Regions from separate parts of the Homo sapiens genome. Here region 1 is linked to region 2. The links are chromatin contacts, found by Hi-C or POLR2A ChIA-PET in ENCODE. All regions are on one chromosome and are shown on one strand. The core of a region is the stretch at or near the end of the contact, and the rest is flanking DNA. Distances in the headings are between cores, read along the strand shown.

Region 1 (2,700 bases), core at 107-2,606, 440 kb before region 2:
AAGGAGCAAATGGAAAAAAGGGGAAAGAGAATGAGACTTTTCTTTTAATAAGTTGAATATTGACCCTGGCCAACAAAGATTTTGGCAGCACAGATTGAAATGCATTCCTGAAACAGACTGGAAGATCTCCTTAATATGCATCAACTGCACCAAATTCAAAAGCTATTACCTCTTACGTTTTCCTTCCATCCACAGGAGGCCCCGCCCTTTGTAAAACAAACAGTTGTCAGGGGGCCGATTCCCCAGTATGGTCACTGTGCAGTGCTTCAACATTTGTTATCACCGTACCATTAATTTCCACACACATCTGCTTGAGGATTTCTTCCTGCCCCGGATGGCATGTTCATCTCCATCTAATTCACATTTTATTGCCCTTGTCTTGCCCCTAGCAAGCGTTATCAAGTGCTGTAAGCATTCCAGAGCTGTGCCAGGTGGCTGGGAGGCCCTCAGCCCCATTCCCTGTGGTTTGAGGCTGCGCTTACAGCTTTAATTTCCAGTCAGCTGTAATTCAGGACCACAAATGGCCAAATTGAAAGGGCTCGCTCACTTCCAAAAAGCATCTCACCAGTAGCTCCTAATTACAGAGCCAAGTGCAAACGACACTGCCTTGCTTGGAAGAGAAGTGAGGGCTCTTTCTCTCTGCTTATTTTGGACACCCTGGGTCACTGAACAACTAAATCTACACTGGAGGATGGCTGCTCCCATTTCCCAGGGGGCCTGGCAGAGGTCCCAAAAGGCAATTTCCCAGGCATGCCTAGTGTGGAGGCCCTGAGAAACGTCGGCTGAAATCAAGCCCTGCCTGGGCTGCTGCAATATTTTCCAGCCAGTGCATCTCAAATGTGAGAAGTGCACAGATCATCTTAAAGGGAAAAAAACTACACAAATTAAGAATACAACTCAAAGGACCCTCTTTAAACAGTGCTGCAAAAAAACAAAAAACAAAAAAACAAAAAACCTAAAATCTCATTCCATGCAAATGCCCTTTAATTGCATTAGCACTGCAAGAGTTCTGTCTTTATAACTGGTATAATTTAGAATGTGCTTGCAGCCCTGGTGCAGTTTGGGAATGAACCTATGCCTTATTTTCAGAATTGTTCTGCAAGGAGTTATCAAAGGATTCACACTCATACCTTCTCATTGCACCAGGCAGACCCGCCTCCTCTCGATTCTAACAATATGTCACCTAAAACCTGCTGCCCAGCATTTCTTTTGACCCTCACAACCATCCCTGAGCCTGGCAGGACTCCTCTAGAGTTTTCAGGAGAGGCGACAGAAGTCACTGGCCCAGGGTCCCAGGAGTAATAGCCACAAGGTTGGAGTTTACGCATTGCTGTTTCGGCAGGGCAAAAAGAATCCAACAGCAGTAATATCTTATGGTTCTGCATAATGGAAGCTGGCTCAGAGCCTGGGATTTCTGACTCCCCACGGAATGTTTTGCTGTTAAGCTGAGATACTTCCAAAACACAGTTAGGTTTGTTAAGTAACACATGGGACATCTTTGTAATGAATTACTAGGTACCCATTAACATTGGGTTTTAAAAGGATGTGGGAAATAAGTTTCTTTATATTTTTAGAAAAAAACAAAACTAGGATTATAGAATTTTTACTTCTTTAATTTTTTTATTCACATACCTTCTATCACATGGAAGTAGAAGGTAGATTGAGAGAAATCTAGCTTCACCCTTGCTCTCTCCACCTTCTCCTTCCTTTTAAAGATAAGGATGCTATTCATTATATAATCAATCCTTCTGTTTTATTTATATATATATATATATTCATATCCCCTCTTTCTTAGACAAATGGCAGCGTATTATATTTACTTTTCTATATTTTCTTTTTTCTTTTTTTGAGATAGAGTCTCATTCATTCTTTTTTGCCCAGGATAGAGGGGTGTAGTGGTGCAATCTCAGCTCACTGTACCTTCTGCCCCCAGGCTTAAGCTATTTTCCTGCCTCAGCCTCTGGAGTAGCTGGAATTACAGGCATGTGTCACTACGCTTGTCTAATTTTTGTATTTTTAGTAGAGACAGGGTTTTGCCATGTTGGCCAGGCTGGTCTTGAATGCCTGACCTCAAGGGATCCACCTGCCTCGGCCTCCCAAAATGCTGGGATTACAGGCATGAGCCACTGCACCCGGCCTGTATTTACTTTTCTCTACTTGCTTCTTTCAATTGACAGTATATCCTGGAGAACCCAGCATAGTAGGATCTAGAGATCTTCCTACTTTGTTTTGAAAGCTGCACAGAACTCCACCAGTCTCCGATTGGTGGACATTTGGGGCCATCACAAATAATGTTGCTGTGAATACTCCTTGGCATATGTCTTTTGGGGTGTCTTGCCAATTTTTTTTTTTTTTTTTTTTTTGAGACAGAGTCTTGCTTTGTCACCCGGGCTGGAGTGCAGTGGCATGATCTCGGCTCACTGCAAGCTCCGCCTCCCGGATTCACGCCATTCTTCTGCCTCAGCCTCCTGAGTAGCTGGGACTACAGGCGCCCGCCACCATGCCCAGCTAATTTTTTGTATTTTTAGTAGAGACAGGGTTTCACCATGTTAGCCAGGATGGCCTCGATCTCCTGACCTCATGATCCGTCCACCTCAGTCTCCCAAAGTGCTGGGATTACAGGCGTGAGCCACTGTGTCCAGCGTCTTGTCAATATTTAAATAGGTTCCTGGAAAGAACATTGCAAAAACAAAAGGGGAA
Region 2 (2,801 bases), core at 261-2,760:
GATAAAGAAAACGTGGTCCTTATACATCATGGAATACTATGCAGCCATAAAAAAGAACAAAATCAGATCCTTGACAGCAATAGGGATGCAGCTGGAAGCCATTATCTTAAGTGACTTAATGGAGGAACAGATAAGCAAATACCAAATATTCTCACTTATAAGTGGGAGCTAAACACTGGATACTCATGAACATTTAGATGGCAGCAATAGACACTGAGGACTGCTAGAGGGGGGACGAAGGGGAAGGAACAAATGCTGAAAAAGTACCTATTGGGTACTATGTTCACTACCTGGGTGATGGGATGAATCATACCACAAACCTCAGCATCATGTAACATACCCTTGTAACACACCTCCACATGTACCCCGAATCGAAAAGTTTGAATTACTTTACTAAAAAAACTTATTTATCACGAGGTCAGGAGATCAAGAGCATCCTGGCTAACATGGTAAAACCCTGTCTCTACTAAAAATACAAAAAATTAGCTGGGCATGGTGGCGGGCGCCTGTAGTCCCAGCTACTCAGGAGGCTGAGGCAGGAGAATGGCGTGAACCTGGGAGATAGAGCTTGCAGTGAGCCGAGATCAAGTCACTGCACTCCAGCCTGGGCGACAGAGCGAGACTCCATCTCAAATAAAAAAAAAAAAAGAAAGAAAAAAAACCTTATTTCTTCTTTCTAACTTATGTTTGTACTGACTTAATCATTACACATTCTGTGCATGTAAAAATATTCCACATACCTCATAAATGTGTACAATACTATGTATCAAAAATAAAAATAAATAAAAATTTAAAACTGTTAGTCAAAGAGAAAGTAGCCCAAGGACATGAAGAGGAGGGTGTGAGTCAGGATCTGTACAGATCGTGGGAAACGGAGCTTTAAGTCAGGGCAGCAGGAGGCCCTGAGGCCTGGAAGGGGTCAGGGCCAGCTCAGCAAAGGGCAGAAGTGGAGAGTAGCACTGGCCTCTGGCTTGTCTTTCCTTCTAGTCAACCAGGCTTCCAGCGTCCCCCACCCCCGGATCATGCAGAGGACAGAGCCTGGGCCTCACACCAGGGAAACTCACTCTAGTGCCACCTCTGCCCCACACAGCTCTGTGGCCTCGAAAAGTCCTTCTTTCCTCACTGGCCTCAGATTCCCTACCTGGACAGCCCACTTTGGACTTCCCATGGGCCTGGGCCCCTTCCAACTCTCACGTTCTCTCCCTAGTGGCGGTCCCCCGTCCCTGTTTTCACAAGGTGGGCTTGGAGGCAGGGCCCACCTGAGTGTGTGATGTCAAGGCAATTCAAGACCGGAGGGAGCTTGAGCTCTTAAGAAAGACCACACTCATAGGAGCTTACGAGACACACACTTGTGGATTTCAGAAAGTGTGTAGCTCATCGTTCTGGATCTGAAATACGTCAACAAATCTCTTTGTTTGTCTCTTTGTCCTGGAGATCTTTTCACAGAAAGGAACTGCAAACACCTCACCAATTTAAGTGACTTAGTCTTAATTCTTCATGACCTCTAGTGGCAGAAGAAGGACTCTGCTATTTGATTTTTCCAGGTAATCCTCTTTCACCCTTGCCTCCTCATTTCTCTGGAATCTCTTTCGTGTCCCCACAGTTTCCCACTCCCGTCGCGTCTGTTCTCCTTCAGACCATCTCGCAACCCACTGGCACGTCCCCATAGCCTCAGAAATCACCTCTCTGACTGCCCCCCCACCCGCTCCCTCCAGCCCTCCTCCCCCTGCTCACAGAGCAGTCAAGGAACGTCCTGGGCACTGGGGTCCATACAAGAATGAAGGAACGCGCCGCACACTGTGGCCCCCGGGCTGCCAAGCCTGCCCTGACTGAGCAGGGCACCTGGCGTCCATGCCCTTTATGCAGAGTCATTGGTGTGGTGGGGTGGGGTCAGCACCTCAGAGCCCCTGTGGGGTCTAATGCACTCTGTTACCCTCCTAAAAGATGAGGTACAGGCACTCTGTTACCCTCCTGAAATCCAAAAAGTACTGAATTCCGAAATACAACAGGCCCTGGGTGTTGAAGAAGGAAATGAAAGCCTTCGAGAAGGGCACTGTTGGTTTCCCACTCAGATTCCTTGTTCCCGATGGGCCCCTTTGGAACCTCTCTCTCTCCCTTTTCCTCTCCCTTTCCTTCTCTCCGCCCCCTCTCTGTCTCCATTATTGGATGGGTTTGGGAACGACATATGGCCCTGCCTGCCTCTGGCTGCGATCCTGCAACCATGCCGGGAGCCAGACCTTGGCTGAAGCTCACACAGAAAGTGGCAGAACAGAGAAACAGAAAGAAACTAGGTCCTTGAGGGTATCTTTGAGCCACTAATCTTGCCAAGCCTGGACCCACCCTCCCTCTGAACTTGCAGTTCTATGAGATAATACACTTTCTTATTGTTTGAGTTGGTCTTTTTTGCTTTCACTTTGAAGTGCAGATCCCATCCTTGCATACGCAGCTTAGAATTATTCTCCATCGTCTTCAGGATAAAGTGCTTCCACCTCAGCTCCGCTCAGAACAGAGCTCATGGTCCCCATCCCTCCTCCTGCTACCTCCTCCCTACCCCTGAGCATCCATCACTGCTAGTCCCTCAAGTAGACTCTCTCCTCCAGCAGCATAAAAACTACCTGCAGCTCCCCTGACTCTCCTGTGGCTTCACTCCTTCTTGCCTTTGAGAAGGATACTCCCTTCTGGAATGTGCTTTCTTTATTGTCAATCCCATGCACATTCTGCCTCAAAATTCTAAGCATTACCTTCTCTGGGAACCCCTTCTTAGTTCCCAGGGAGCAGGCTAGCAAAGGGGTTGAGAGGAC

Evidence for each region. A loop is a pair of places that touch in the nucleus more often than their neighbours do. ChIA-PET counts read pairs that join two places held with the same protein, here RNA polymerase II (POLR2A). Pooled maps may share reads with other maps.
Region 1: a map of Right ventricle myocardium inferior shows a loop between it and region 2 (2.4-fold over the local background). The contact joins two enhancer-like sites. A Hi-C loop is called at or near these places in 1 of 168 maps with a recorded cell type or tissue (Right ventricle myocardium inferior) and 3 of 50 pooled maps. POLR2A ChIA-PET finds 5 or more read pairs at or near these places in 1 of 52 experiments (activated T-cell).

The regions. Positions count from the first base shown.
Region 1 is chr2:106,018,921-106,021,620 of GRCh38, reverse strand. No RefSeq gene overlaps it. Among named protein-coding and RNA genes, the nearest start is that of ECRG4, 45 kb to the left of the region's middle. Within about 2 kb of position 1,356, at least 8 of the 41 ENCODE cell types and tissues checked have a DNase peak (open chromatin) inside an H3K27ac peak, as active enhancers do.
Region 2 is chr2:105,575,225-105,578,025 of GRCh38, reverse strand. No RefSeq gene overlaps it. Among named protein-coding and RNA genes, the nearest start is that of LINC02946, 34 kb to the left of the region's middle. RefSeq lists an enhancer at 598-1,496. Within about 2 kb of position 1,510, at least 7 of the 41 ENCODE cell types and tissues checked have a DNase peak (open chromatin) inside an H3K27ac peak, as active enhancers do.